Linked DNA regions of Mus musculus: region 1 is linked to region 2. A link is a loop called in an ENCODE intact Hi-C map of the cell type or tissue named here. Cell type or tissue: gastrocnemius. All regions are shown on one strand.

Region 1 (8,000 bases), 65 kb before region 2:
GGTGTATCTCTCTGTGTGTGTGTGTGTGTGTGTGTGTGTGTGTGTGTGTGTGTGTGTGTGTGTATCTCTGTGTCCATGTGTTTGTAGGTCAGAGGACAACTTGCACTAGTCAGTCCTTTTGCCATGTGATTTCAAGGGATTGAGCCTAGGTCTTCAGGCTTGGTGCAGTTGACTTTACCCACTGATCCACCCTGCCAGCTCCCCACCAAAAAACTTTTAAATGTAAATTAAGGTTCATCCCAACACATATAATGCATTATTTCAGACATGACAAGCATTTCAGCGGATGAGCCAGAGGTGAGCCAGAGGTCTAAGATAGGCATTTTGCAGTGGTGGTTTAGAGAGAAATGAGTTATCACCTTGTCCTGCCTCAATGGGAGAGGATGCACCTAGTCCTGCGGTGATTTGATGTTTCAGAAAGGGTTGATACCCAGGAGGGCCTCCCCCTTCACAGAGAAGGGGAGGACGGTTGGAGGGAGGGGCTATGTGAGGGGGTTGGGAGGAGGTGATGGAGAGGAGGGGAACTGTTACTGAGATGTAAAGTGAATAAGTGACTTAATTAATAAAAAACAACAATAAACCAAACCAACCAACCAAACAAACAAACAGAAAAGAGGCTGAGCAAACCATTGGGAGCTAGTCAGTAAGTGGCGCTCCTCCATGGGCTCTGCCCTGAGTTTCTGCCGTGACTGCCCTCAGCTACAATGAACTGGAAGTATGAACCAAATAAGCCCTTTCCTCGACGAATCGATCACAGAGTCTATGACAAAACAGAAAAGCACACCAGGATCACTCTCAAGTTGCATTTCCGAAGGTTGTAAGGGCCTCCTGTTCCTCTTTGCTCCAGAGGACCACTTACAGGAGGAAGAGAAGTTCAAGGATGGACCTTTGGAAATGGAGGCGTGAGATAGATTTACAGACACTGTTTAGATTTACGACAAAGAGCAGGCACCAGAAACTCAAGGTTAATGTTGCTTGGTCCCTCAGTAAGCACACTTGGTTCACATTTGCCTCATAGGCATCCTATGGAAAGCATAAGTTGTCTCTGTGGGCAGCATGGGATTGCTGATGCTTTCTGATGCGGTCGGCAGGACCGGCCATCTGGCCAGCTGGGGGTTTTTCTCACTCTTTCCCGCATTATCCTTTCTGCCTTTCTCTCATGCCTCAGCTATGCAGAGACTGCCATTTTACATAAGGTCTGGTGCATCTGCAGATTTTGGTGTCTGTGGGAGGAGGCAGAAGCTGGGGCCATCATCACTGGCTTGATCCCAGGTGATAACTATATTCCATTCCACAGTGAAACGTATTATTGTAGTTTGAGATGTTGACCAAATTGTAAATTATACCTTATTTTGTATGCATATATGTATGCCTTTGTGTATGAAGGGATATGTGACTGTGTGTGTGTGTGTGTGTGTGTGTGTGTGTGTGTGTGTGTGTGTGTGTGTGTATCTCTGTGTCCATGTGTTTGTAGGTCAGAGGACAACTTGCAAGAGTCAGTCCTTTTGCCATGTGATTTCATGGGATTGAACCTAGGTCTTCAGGCTTGGTGCAGTTGACTTTACCCACTGATCCACCCTGCCAGCTCCCCACCAAAAAACTTTTAAATGTAAATTAAGGTTCATCCCAACACGATATAATGCATTATTTCAGACATGACAAGCATTTCAGCGGATGAGCCAGAGGTGAGCCAGAGGTCTAAGATAGGCATTTTGCAGTGGTGGTTTAGAGAGAAATGAGTAACAGACCAGGAAGGAACCCTCCTGTTATTAAACTAAACAATAGTGCAAACATCAGCACTGTTTCAGGAGGGCTGCTGGTTGGCTCCTGTGAGGTCAGGCCCCTGCAGATCTGTTTGTGATGGTGAACCTGAGAAGGGAGGCAGTGACCTGCAGAGTCAGCATGCAGGGCACCTCCCCGTGTGGCTGCTGTGGTCAGGATTGTGCAAGATGTGGCAAGATGAGGTCAGAGAAGAGGGTCTTGCCCAAGCTCTCAGCCCCAGTGGGACTTAAGTGGAGGCCTTTGGCTTCTGCAATTGTTCCCAATTTGTTCATCTATATAGGGAGAATGCTACCACCGTTATTTTAGTCATGGGGCTCCTTAGAGGACTGAAGACATCATGCCTCTAAAAATGTAAAGGCAGACGTTAAAGTGAATCCAAGAATACCTCCTGGTGGGAAAGGGTGAGACCTTATCCATAGCAATGGAGAGAGCTGGGGTCTGGAGTTGTAGCTTAGTGGTAGAGCGCTTGACAATTGTCCCTAATTCCTGGGACCCATGGCTGGCACTGCATAAAATGAGTCAACAAATAGTAGAAATTAGAAACTGCTCATTACTTTCTTTAGTTTTCAGCTAAAGGTAGAAACACATACATGAATAATACCCCATGCTCTCCTTATTTTTTAAACATATTCTTTTTGTTAAGATTGCAGTGATATCTGTAGCCCAGGAATGATGTGTGTGTGTGTGTGTGTGTGTGTGTGTGTGTGTGTGTATGTGTGCATGCACATGCATGTGCATACATGCTTATGCACATGCATTTTTGTAAGCATCCTCTCTCTCTCTCTCTCTCTCTCTCTCTCTCTCTCTCTCTCTCTCTCTCTCTCTCTCTTTTTCTTCCCCATTTTGTTCATGCACAGATTCTTTCTCACAGTGTCTAGGGTAGACTGGACATCTCCAGGGTTTCCTGGGTATCTTTGGTCACTGGTCTGGGTTGTGAAGAAGGAGCACGCTTGGGATGGTCTCTTGGTTCTTTTATTTGTTTGCTTGTACATTCACGTGTAGCTCTAGGCTTAGGATGTCACATGGGAGCCAGAGTTCAGATGGGAGGCTGTGGATCAAAACGATCAAGGTGATTGTTAGTGGTCTTCAGATCATCTTGGCCTGCTCTATTTTTCTGCCTGCTGGATTTGTCCATTTAACACCCATAGGTGGTGTTAAATCGACTTAATGGCTGCTTCTCCTCTGTACTGGTATCAACTTTGCCGTATGAGTTTTGGCACACCGTTGTTGAGTATGTACATGTTTTTATGTTGTGTGGTGGAATTTGCCCTTTTATAGTTTGCATCACAACAGTTCCCCTTTGCATTGAACTCTTGCCGTTCAGTTTTCTTTGGATTAGCTTTGGCATGGAGCACGTGTCTCCATCCCTTAACTTTTAATCTGCTTCCGAAGCTTTTCAGCGAGTTTCTCATAAACAACGCAATGGGCAGCTGTAGTTTGCTCTTGAGCTCATTCTTGTACCCATTCAATAGAATACTTTTAATTTGAAGATTTCATAAATATATACAATGTATTTTGAATATATTCATTCCCTACATCTCTTCTTAATTTCTCCTGAGTTCACCCACACCTTCCATCCCCTCCTAACTTTGTGCCCTCTTTTTTTTAAAATTTAATTTAATAATGCACAGAATAATTTTTGCTGCTCATATACTCCTGTGTGCAGAGTCATCTGCAGGGGCATGATGGACCTATTAGAGGTCACACCCTTAAAGAAGATGAACTCCCATCCCTTGGAAGCCATCGTTGTCATTTTCTCAGCTAGGTGTAGGGGCTCACAGTCCCCTCTATCCTCCCTACTGGAATGTCACCTGGCTTGATCTTCTGTTGGAGCCACCACTGCCCTGCTGTGAGTTTCTGAGTGCAGTGGTCCTATGATGTCCAGAAGACTCTGTTCCGCTCCCAGCTGCAGTCTCACAGACTTTTAAATCTCTGTTCATTGCTCTGAGCCTGTGAGTTGGGATAAAGATCTGTGACCAAGAACCACACAGACACTTGCTCACTTTGAGAAGTTGTGATTTCTGATTAACCGCCACTCGCTGCACAACCGCTCTTGGATGAGGTCTTTTAACTGATCTTTTTAGGCAAATCATGTTTAACATGATTTTTTGATATGATTGCCTAGGAGCTCTAATACCAATGGATAGCTATTTTCAATTCATTGATTTCTTTTCCTTTTTGATTTTCCTGTTTGTATATTTATGGTATTAGCAGGTTTTGATTAGCCAATTGATCATACCTTATCAAACTAAATGAAGCTGGCATCTTAGGTCTCTACCCTAATGTGCCATTCCTGTCCCCAGCAGTGCCGAGTCACAGTGTCCTGCAGTCCCTGTCTGTGAAGGTGGCAAGAACTTAAGTCACACAAGGCTCAGAGAGATACCTTGTGAGGTTGGGCTATTTTAAAGACAGGGTTTTGAGAATTGACCTTTTAGACTGTAAGAGACCCTAGAGATGCCCCCGTTCTTCTGGTTTTGAGCCTAACATTGTTGCATCAGAATAGCTCTTGCACCTTTACATCGGTGAGATGTTTAAAAGGTTTTATTCACTCATTACTCTTTGCTCTGTTAAGTGGGCAGTAATTATCTCTGTACTCGTTATGTGGATAGTTTCATCTTCGGTCATCTGTGGGATTGGCTATATAACTGATTTAGAGCCATTAGACAAGCAGAGAGCCTGGGAGAAATGTGATTCATGGCCTTTATGGGACTGGCCCACCAACTCTATCAGTTCAATTGTAGTTTTTAAACAAGAACTTAAAAGGTCAGATTATGATCGTAGGAACGTTCCAAAGATGCAAGACCATTGGTGCATGCCAGAAACGACTGATGGCCTATGTGAGAGATCTGAGGGAGTATATTTTAAACTAAAGGACATTTATTTATGTATCCATTTATCGGATGTGCGTGTATGTGTGTGAGATTGGAATCAAACCCAGTTCATCAGGCTTCTGGGCAGATAGCTTTTACCAGCTGTGCCCTCTCACTGGCCCTGAGATCTGGTTTTGATGGTGGCATAATGATATGGTCCTGTGAAATAACTTGCCACATTAACGCGAAAACTTTAAAACACCCAGTCTTACATTATGTGTGTACCACGAATAGAATACATTATAAATGCACAAGCCAGACAGTACAGGATCTCGCGGTATCGGGTGCTTCTCCTTCCTGCCCAGGCCTTCAGTCTTTGGATACAGAACCATCAACTCCTTCATTGGAATCTTCTCCTTGTTAGAGTCCCCATCTCTCCCAGCACACATATGTTTTGAATAAAATCATAATACATCTTGCTCTTTGGAGAAATTTTTCCTTGCTCAGCACATACAAACCCACCTCATTCCCTTTTAAGATGTGTCGCCAAGGGAACTGTTCTCTGTGTTTTTTAAAGTCACAATGTGTTTTATTGTCGTACGACTCTAAGTAAATTAGTTTTTCTAATGTAACGTCCCGACAGCAACAAGATTCTTATTTTGGGCCTGCGTCTGCATCCAGTTGGGTAAATCAATTGGTTCTTTGTAAGCGGCTTGAAGCTTGAGACTCAGTTTCGTTTTTATGAGTGATTTCTTTCAATTGGCAAGGATGGCAGGCTAACCAGAGAGAGGCCTTTCATCTCAGCAAGAGAATTAAAAAAAAATTAATTGATATCCAATGAGCCAATGCGTGTGCTTCGTGCCTGCCTTGAGAAATGCTTCAGTTGCCTAATTTACCGCAGAGAAGGAAAATGTTAAATAGGTCCCTTCAAGACAACAGGAAAGGGATTGCTGAGGAGCGCTGGGTGGCTTCTCCATGGACAAGACTCTCAGTATAGCATGCATACAAACAGAGAGGTGCTTTATTGAAGCCAGACAAGACCCCCATTCATACTCAACTCCAGCAGCTCACACGTGTGGAAACCTCTGCTCTCAGCCACTGTGAGAACCTCCCTGCCTGCCACTGCTCTGGGCTTTGGAATCCAGACTTTCAGGACCAATGGCACGGAGGAGAAGACAGTCCTGGGACTGTTTGGGGAATGGGAAGATCTGGGGAGAAGCAGCCAGGTCCCTTTGGGTCCCTTTTGTTGTGTGCCTGTGCAACGAGACATGGGTCTTTCTTCTTACACTTGCTTTGTAGTGATAGCCAGAAACAGGTGAGCAGAGGCTTAATGTCAATATACCATGTGTGTGTGTGGGGGGGGGGCAGTAAAAAGGAGAGAAAGAAAGCCCTGTTTGTGGAGCCAAGAGTACAGGGAATTAGGCCCTTCCTGTGGGGTTTTAAATCATAGTTTGTGGTATGTTATACATGGCGTATGTGACCCTTTTCAGAGAAAAAAAGTAAGTAGTGGCTGAAGTTTACCGTGCCAGGGATTGTTAACCTCTGAAAATCTAAGGCTGTACAGAATTCTCAAGAGGAGCAAAGGGAAAATGTCTTCATTTTTCTCTGGTGTCCTCTAGAAGAACTGTGTCTTCAGTCCTGCTCACGAGTGGAATGCTATTATACAAATGTTTGGCACGTTGTCTTTATTCCCAGGTGTGTCTTAGACAGCGTTCCATCCCAGCAGATGAAGGGCCATCGCTTTGTCTCTCATGAGGATGGCGTCATGTTATTGATTCAGCTTGCTATCCTCAGTTCTATCTTCTAGTGTTTATTCCTGCAATGGCTCCCAAAGCTGATATATCGCCGGTCAGTGTTGATCCTCCTGTGTGAGGGCTCCCCGGTGTTGCCCCATCCCCTGACTTCCTAAAGGACACTGGGCATAGCTTTAGCCTCACTGATTGCTATTGGTACCCTGTGCTTTGTGTCTCTGTGAGTTGGCATTAGATAGTGAGGCATCCCTGCAGACTTCTGTTGTCCTTTCCTCTGATTAGTTCTTGTCTGTCTCCCGATGATATCACAGACACATAGAGTTGTTCTGTCTGCCCCAGAGCAGCTTAGGGACCTCAGGCTTGCCACCTGCCTTCATCCTCTCAGGTGCTTTGCCACTCACAGTCCAGGTGCTCCACTGATCAAAATGAAAACCTGAAAGCATCTTTGGCCTTTTCTCCTCTCTTTCCTTTCCCTCCTCCTCCTTTCTCCTTCTCCTCCCCTCTTCTTTCTGACTCTCTTTTCAAAGATACAAGGTCCTTCTTCGTTTCCTTCCCTCCCCTCTCCTCTCCCTTCGATTCCCCTCCTTTATCCTTTAACTTCCCCCTTCTCTCCCTCCTCTCTCCTCTTTCCTTTCTCCCCTTCTCTCCCCTACTCAAGATCCTTTCTCTTCCCTTCTCTTCCTTCCCTACCGCATCTCCCCCGATCTCCTCTCCCCCTTTTCCTCTGCAGTCTGTTGCTCCTGAAACTCACTTCACAACACATCAGTCTCCTCTCACCACAGCTGCTAGGACTCCCCTGAGTCTCCCACACCCACCTTGCTGAGCTGGTTCCTTCTCAGCCTTCTCTACGCCCTGCTTCCATTTCAGTCAGTCTGCTACCATCCCTCAGAGATCATGAGAGACCTCTCTAAGTAACAGCACCTCCCCCACAATTCGAGGCTTTACTTTAGTGTATCACTTGTGACTCACAAGTGTGCATACGCATGGGTGTGCATGTATATGTGGGCAGATAGGTATACACAGACACTGAGACTGCAAAGGTCTAGCAGGTCTGTTTTATAGTCACACAGGGCAGCAGATTGTCATCTACAAAGTTTATACTTGTGCAATTTAAATGGGAAAAATTAATAAAATCTAGAAAGAAAAATCTCATAGTACTTGTAGTAAGTGTGGTTTTGTGTTGCGCAGCTATGGCTGTCCTGTGGCACACACAGCTTTGGAGCTCTGAGTTGGATATGCTGGGAAGGAGGCCAAGTGATGCTCCCACTTTGCATTCTCTTCACAAACCCGGTTATTTTAGTGGTTCCCATTATTTAATAAGCCATGATCACATATGTCCCCCTTTAGATAGAGATGTGCGTACACTGATGATAGGGGTCAGTGAGATCATTCCTTTATATTTTCTGCATAAGCTTGGCTTTTGGGGTTGATTTATCTTTTGTGGCGGTATCCGTGTTCATATGAAGGAGTGAATTAGATAATATTGGGATTGCCTGATAGGAAATGAGACATCTTACCTAATTCTTCATTATATTTGCTTCTTGGGACACACAAATGAATTTTGTTACTTATTAGAAGAGTCATGGGTCAACATGGGGTTCCATTTTGTGCAGGATTCTTAAGAGCAAGGACTTCTTGCCCATCTCTGCTCCAGGCA
Region 2 (8,000 bases):
ACCTAATTACTTGTAGGCTTGGCACGGTTTGAAGAAACAAATTCTGTTTTACTATGTGGAGTCAGCTGGCCCTGGTCAGAGAAAATTCTAGCAAATAGTTTCCAAAAGTGTTCTTGAGATTAGGTGCCTTGGTACAAGTGCCCATCACAGGGAAATCTAGGAGTGTGAACAGCCTGAATCAGGTTGTTCTGACAGATGGAGTTAGGGGCCAAGAGTCAGCTGGTTACCCTCACCCTACATCCTCCTGTCTGGCGGTGGGGCCCCTTTTCTGGGATCAGAGAGGTACACAGATGAGGGAACCAATGATCAGAACGGGTGAGTATCCTGGTATTGGTCCACCAGGTGGAGAAGGCTAGGTGGGGTGACTTGAGGTGCAGGAGTGCGTTTCTTTGTTAAGAGGCCGCAGAGCAGGCTTTTGTGTTTTGTGCTCAGCAAAGTTTTCTGACCTGGGTGGACTTCTCTCTTCTCTAACACAATTTGCATGCCACGGGTGAAGCATTTCCACATCTACCTCAGACTTTAGGGTTCTTATAAAACTACCTCATCTATACTTGCTACAAGGGATTGGGGATATAATGCATTGATAGTTTGGGGTGTGTGCTGGTTGGTTTTTGTCATAACATACACCTAGGTTTTGACATAAACGTAGGCATACCCGGGAAGAGGGACTCTTAACTGAGAAATGTCTCCGTCAGATTAGCCTGCAAGCAGGCCTATGGGGCTTCGTCTTGGTTAATGGTTGATGTGAGAGGTCCCAGCCTATGAAGGATAGTCTGAGATCCCTGGGGTCCTTGGTCCTGGATGGCATAAGAGTGTAGGCTAAGCAATCCATAAAGAGCAAGCCGGTCAGCAGTACTTCTCCATAACCTCGGCTCTAGTTCCTGCATGCAGGTCTCTTCCTTGACTTCTCTGTGATGGAGTGTGACCTGAGTGTTATAAGCTGAAATAAGCCCCTTCCTCCACAAACTTCCATTGGGTCACAGTGTTTTATCATAGTGATAGAACCCTAAGGCAGGGCATGCTAAAGGTTTACTGTGTCCTTTCTGTGTTCTGCTTCTAAAAGCCTGTGACATGGACAGATTTCATCTGGTATAAAGGACCAACAGATGGGAATGTTGTAATGGGCTGTTGTTATTATAAAGGTCAAGTTGTTACTGGGTATGTATGCCTCTGTTTCCAGGTCTGTGCCTTCTGTCATCATTAATTTTACATGGGATGCTGATGAACTGAAATGGCAAAAGTGAATTCTCACACACACACCACACACACACAAACACACACACACACATTACAAACACACACACTACACACACACACACACACACACACACACACACACACTACACACACACACACACACACACACACATTACACACACACACACTACACACAGACACACACACATGCACACACTCACACTTCTGTTAATGCTGTCCCAGCACCATGCTGTGCTGTGTGCCCCTGAAGCCCATTCTTTGTCTTGACAGCCTCTGTTTTGCAGAGCATAGCCCATAATTCTGGCTGAAGTAGGACAGTTTCCTGAGCATCCTTAATGCTCCCAGCTCCTCCTCACTTATAGCTTTTGAGTGCTTTGGGCACAGTCTTCCAAGCTGGCATGTGTGTGCACTAATATATAATATGACAAGTGCCACAAGCTTGAAGATGAGGTTTTTTGCAACAAGAAGTGACAGTTCATTTCCTGCCAGCAGAATGTCACAGCCCATGCTACTGATTAAGCACTATATAGAGATAGCTGCTTGTCACCAGGGCAAGGAGGGGCAGTCCTTGTGGCTCTCATGTCTGCTGTTCATCACAGCCCCTACTGAGAGCTGGGCTCCTCTGAGGCAAACCCTTGCTGCTCTGTACCTGGCTGTGTAGACTTTACTTCTGCCTCCCAGGTCTCATGTACACGTCTGGGACCTAGATGTCACTCAGTGACTTCTCCACAGATCTTCTCTGCCCTGGAGGCTTCTCACCTCCTCTTCCCATGCTTACTACCAGCCTGTTCAATGACATCCTCATTGGTTGACAATTGCCCTGTTATGCAGGACTGAGTGGCATGTCCCAGGAAGGAGAGCAATCTCTATTCATATCTCATGGCAGTCTTTAAGAATTTGTTACCCCATATCACTTTTCCCAAAATAAATATAGCTAGGAACTGGGGGCTGCTCTGTAGGCATGTTCTCACCCGCCATGGGCCAAAGTTACAGTTCCTTCCTACTATCCCCAAGGCCAGGTATCTTTTGACCTGAGAAAGAGGCAGGAATTGAAGGATACCTTCCCTCTTCCTGTTTTGACTAGTCTATCCCCAAATTGGTCCTTGTGTTCTCCCAAGAGGCCTGTCTATGATGTGTTGCAAATAGGTCCACCCTGAACCTGGGATAAAAAGACTCCCCATCGAGTGTGCTCGCCAGACTCCCAGCCCATTGTCATCATGATGTAACAACATAAAACTCCTGGCTTTGCTATTTGATGGTTTGATCTTTGATGGTCTAGAAAATTCATGTCTCCCAGAGTGTCCCTGTTGGAGTTTAGGCCTCAAGTGTTACCAGTCTGAGAAATTGAATGTGATCAAGTATCACACTGTGATACGCTCAGACTCCCAGCCTCACCACACACTTTAGCCTGTACTCTCCCCAGACTCTCTTACATTCCCACGGGCATAGAGGCCTGCTCTGACGTCAGCCCCTTCTTCAAGTTTCAGCATATTTCCCTGTGAAGAAACTGTCTATGTCGACTTGACCTTCAACCCTAGACAGGAGAGAGGTCAGCACCTGTATCAACTAAACTTCAGTCTGTGTCTTCATAGGATGCTCATAGCGGCAGGCTCTTTGTGGACCCTAAAGGTCATTTCAGTGAGCACCCATAATCTTGAGCCTCTGTGTGCAGCCTGGAAGAGTGCCATAGACTGCTCTTCTCTGGTTACCTGCAATTATAGGCCCCATTCTTCACTAGGCATCAAAGAAGCCATGGCTTCTGTGTAGAGCCTGGAAAGTCAACAGAGAGATGTGCATTACCTGATGTGAGAATGAATCATGCAATAACACTGGACAGGGACACTGGACACTGTACTCCTCAGATACCAGGTGGCTCATTTCATGACCAGGATGGCCACTCTGTATCGGACTAGAAGACTACTAAGGCTGGGAAGTAGAGTTTTTTGTTTTAATATTTTTAATAATGAAAACAGTTTTAAAAGTAAAGTTGGAAGTAAGGAATTGTAGGAGGTGAAGGTCACTATTTAAGAATTGTCTCCTTGCTGGGAGGCAATACCGGGCCTTCCAGTAGGGAGGTTATGAACACAGATCGAATGGTAAGTGGAATATGCACATAATGACTAGACACTGGCAGTAGACATGCTTAAGTACCCTCGTGCATGAAAGAACTCTTCTTGGAAGCCTTGGGCGGATGCAGCAGGTTAGTACCTGCGCACAGCTGGTGACATGCACTTGGCCAGTGGCAGGGCTGGCACCACAGCCACATTTACTCTGGAGACACAGAATCCCTGTTTCATCCAGACTAATAAACAGGAGTGGTTTCCATCTTCTCTTTAAATATGTAAAGTCTAGATTTTATTTTTATTTCATTAATTTTCAGAGACTTTTCTATGTTGGATGCTGTGAGTGACATCAGGGCCTGTACATGTCAGGCAGTTTGTACTAAGCGTTTGGGGCTGCCCAAGGTTCTCAGGAAACTGTCTTCAGAGGGCTATGCTGTATAGAGTGCTAGTCTCGGAGTCTGGAGCTCAGTTATCTGCAGGCGTGTGTGAGCAGCTTGATGCTGTCTCAGATCACTAGGTCTTCTGCTGAGACACAGCGTGCCAGTTGAGTTCTGGCTCAGCTGTAGACCACTGATTCCCCACTGACTGCCACTCTCTCACAGGTAATAGAGAGAATGCTAAACTCTTCTGACCTTCAGAGAACGTGCCTGCTGATGGCAGAAAGAGGTCCGTTACTGCTGGTTCTGGGAATGCTGGGAGAATCTTGACTTCCAGCTGTCACCTGGAGCAGCATGTCTCTGGAGAGTGACATTTCCCATGTCTGCCAAGCTTACCTCATACCCAGGGCACAAGGTTCCCAGATGAAGGTTGTACCCACTGTGACAAGACTGGTTCATGGGTTCAGAGCCAGCTGTGACTCCAGGGTCCTGGCTCCCTAAATGCCATTCTCAGAGCCTACTTCTTTGGTCTGCATCTGTCCCTGAGTGGTCTTTATAAACCATGGTTTGTGATTTGCCTAGGCCACCTGGGTATGTGTAAGCCACAGTGTCTGGGTATTGTCACAAGCAGGCTTTTGAAGACAAAGCATTCATAGTTGGCTCACTGGAGGTTCAGGCCAGTTTCTGCAGCCCACTGTTCCTTGGCAGGAAGCTTCCAGTGGAGTGGGAGTGTCCTGGCCAGTCAGCAGATCTGTCTCTCCAGCTCTCTGAAAGACTTGGAAGCCACAGTGGAAAGTGTAGTGCCTGGAACGTTCTGTGGTTCCTCTCCCGCTCTGCACTGCTTTCCATAGTCCACGCTCCTTTCCTGGAGCTCTTTTGTCCTTAGGGCCATTTTTTCTCTCCCAAGCCTTTTTCTGACCCCAGGTGACACAGATCCCCAGTGTCTTTGTTTCCTGTTTTGGTGATAAATCATGACCCACAGAGGACAGGATGAGAGTTTCATCTTTCAGGTGATACTCCATTTTTGAGGGTACTCTGATACGGCAAGAATTTGAAGCAGGAACTGTGGAGGGAGGCTGCTTACTGGCTGCTCCCTGGCTCATGCTACCTTTCTTATACATCTCAGGCTCATCTGCCTAGGAATGTCAACACCCACAGTGGGCTGGGCCTTCCACCATCACTTAGCAATTAAGAAAATTCCTCATAGACATGGCCATGGGACAGTCTGATTGAAGCAATTTTTCAGTTGATGTTAGCTCTTACCAAGTGTCTCTAGGTTTGTGTCCAGTGAACAGTAAAAGCTATGATGTGCCTCTGTGTTGTCTTGGATGTTGTCAGTTTAGTACATGTAGTCTTTGTTCTGTGAAAAAAATTTGAGGTAACAGAGATGCTTCAAAAATTATTGCTTATGCTACGAGAGGCTGTGTGTGTGTGCTGTGTCTGAGTGTGTGTGTGTCTGTTTATGTGTAGTGTGTATGTGTGTGCAATGTATGTGTTCCTGAGTGTGTGTGTGTGTGTGTGTGTATGTGGTGTGTCTGAGTGTGTGTGTGTTTGTGTGTGTATCTGAGTGTTTATGTGCAACATGTATATGTGTGTGTTTGTGCAGTGTGTGTATGTAATTTATGTGTGCCTGCCTCTGTGTGTGTGTGTGTATCTGAGCGTTTTGTGCAGTGTGTGCGTCTGAGTGTGTATAATGTGTGTGTGTGTGTGTGTGTGTGTGTGTGTGTGTGTGTGTGTGTGTGTGCGCGCGCGTGTGTGTGTATGTGTGTGTTGTCTTTCAGAGATAGGGTCTTGTTCTCTAATTCAGGATGACCAGCTATCTAGTAACAGGAACTTACTGTGTAGCCAGAGTGACCTTTAACTCACTAATTTTTTTGTCTCGCCTACAAAGTTCTGGGATTACAGGCCTGAGTCATCAGACCCAGTTTAAGGAGCTCCTAATTGAGGAAAAAATAGAAGGATCAGACAAAAAAAAATAGAGCCAACCTTGGAGTTCGGCACAAACGCTCTGGGGTCTTAGTGATTGCATTTGCAGAGAATGGCCTTAGGTGGTGGGCCCTCAGTTTCACTTCGGTAAATGGTAGTGATAACACCTCCCATGGGTTTCTGGTTTCCAGGACTGTTTGTTGAGCTACAGCGGCAGAATGACTAACAGCAGTCTGGTCCTTGGAAGGCATTTGATTAAAGAAAGATGATAGATATATCAGAAACTGCATCTGTTCCTGTTTGGGGGATGTTTATTTATTGTTTCAAAAGTTTCTCTGATTGTTTGATTTGTGTGTGTGTGTGTGTGTGTGTGTGTGTGTGTGTGTGTGTGTATGTGTGTGTGTTCATTTTAAGACATCTTTTTGCTATTAGATTGGAAAACAAGGCTTGTGAGTCATGACCCACTTTACATCTGGAAGAGGGCCGTGGCTGGTTTTTGATGGATGCAGGAGCGGTCACTCTGTAGTAAACAAATCAATATTCTCATGACATAAGCTCATGGTGTGTGCTGCTCAGAGATGCAGTCCATCAGCCCTCTGAGCTTGCTCTTAGGGAGAGGCACCCACCCCCCAAGACATGACTCACTGATTGTTGTTATAAGCAAGCCTTTGAACAATGTGGTTGTGAGACTTCCCCAGGGTATACATCTCACACCTGGTTTAATTGTTGTGTTTCCCTTTTAGAGAGAAGGAGGCTGTGTCATTATATTGGATTTTAGCCAGTGTGGTCCAAGTTTTCTGAGTTCCATTGGTTTAAGACATTCCAGGATCCCCCCCCAGAGACCCAATTAGACAGATTTAATTATAGACAGTAAAGCAATGCTCTCGTTGCTAAGGGTTTGAGCGTTTTATGCCTGTGACTGTAAAAGGCGTATCACACAGTCGGACAAATGAGACAAGAGCCTCTGCATACTTAGTTCCTATAACAGGATTTGGACCAAGGGTTGGGATATTCTTCATTTTATTCTGTCTATAAAAAGCCCAGCAAGGCAGGCATTTTGATTTTATCATCTAAAGAACTAGGGGCCAAACATATCACAGATGAGCCACCATGGCCGTACTACAGGGACCAAGATTAACTGAATGTATTTGACTCTAAGACTGCAGGGGTCATGCTCCCCTCTCAGTTATCACCATAGACAAGGCATGCCAAGTGCCACCTCATAGCAGGTTAGCAATGCTGTCTGGGTTGGGGTGGGGTGTCACTGTAACCCTAACATACTTGGTGATAATCCTGTTCTTATCTTTTTCTGGTTACCTGCCCTCTCTTGTCTTGGGTGGGCCTCCCATAGATGACGATGAGTTTGTTTCTGACAAGTTCACCATGTTGTGCCTCAAACAGAACTCCAAAGCCTCTCTCATCCACAGAGAGATGTAAGTGGGTGATGTGCAGAACCAGTGTCATTATCAGAGAGCCCTGGAAGATGCAGAAAGCTGAGGCAGTTGGACAAAAGCCACTGCTTAGAGCAGTGGTTCTCAACCCACCTAATGCTGTATAGTTCCTCATGTGTAGTGACTCCCAACCATGAAATTATTTTCATCGCCATTCCATACGTGTAATTTTGCTCCTGTTATGAATGATAACGTAAATATCCAATATGCAGGATACATAATATGCAACCCCCAAAGGGGTAGTGATCCACAAGTTGAGAGGCACTGGCTTAGAGCTTCGGGCAATACTTTGTATATTAAGTCAAGTCTCTGGAAAGCAGCTTTGAGAATGGCTTTTTGGGGAGTTTGCCTTGGCCCTCCTCTCCTACTTCCTTACTTCCTCCCTCCATTTTCCTTTGTCTTGCCATGTTTTCCTTCCTTCTCTTCCCTTGCCCTGCCACATCTGGCAAAAAAAAAAAAAAAAAAAAAAAAAAAAAAACATGTTTTGCCGAAGACATGAAATCCTTCCGTCTCTTACAATCTTTCTGCCTCTTCTTCTCCAATGATCCCTGATCCTTGTGAGTAGGGGATATAATATTGCTATCCCATTACTCTGCGCACATTGGCTACTAGGACTTATATTAATTTTCCATTCTCTACTGAAGAAAGAAACTTTTCTGATGAAGGTTGAGAGATGTACTACTCTATGGGTATGGTGATAAGAACGTAGGGAGCAATTTAATACAATGTCCGTTTGGCAGAATAGTGGTAGTAGGTTTACTGAAGGGCCTATAACCTAGACAGTGAACAATACCAGGTATGCGTTCTATCTTAATGACTAGACTTAAATCCAGACTTTTGGTTATGTAGCATTCATACCACTATTGCCCCAGCAGGCATATCTTGCCAGTCCAATAGTTAATGTATCTCTTATGGTTAACAGTTAGCTGTTTGCTTAACAAATCACTTTGTCTTTGATGTTTGAG

Evidence for each region. Peaks named below come from ENCODE experiments on the same cell type or tissue, not always from the same donor. Only the 100,000 strongest peaks of a DNase experiment are listed, where the experiment ranks them.
Region 1: a loop joins it to region 2, with 2.2 times the contacts of the local background. A loop is called at or near these places in 1 of 42 quality-filtered maps.

What each region holds. Positions count from the first base shown.
Region 1 is chr12:26,392,698-26,400,697 of GRCm38, reverse strand. The region is part of intron 2 of Rnf144a (ring finger protein 144A); the gene reads left to right. Among named protein-coding and RNA genes, the nearest start is that of Mir6538, 18 kb to the left of the region's middle. In gastrocnemius, no CTCF peak of the experiment used is centred here; no DNase peak of the experiment used is centred here.
Region 2 is chr12:26,327,647-26,335,646 of GRCm38, reverse strand. All of the region lies in intron 4 of Rnf144a (ring finger protein 144A), which reads left to right. Among named protein-coding and RNA genes, the nearest start is that of 4930549C15Rik, 15 kb to the left of the region's middle. In gastrocnemius, no CTCF peak of the experiment used is centred here; a DNase peak (open chromatin) is centred at 4,370; H3K27ac peaks cover 2,858 bases.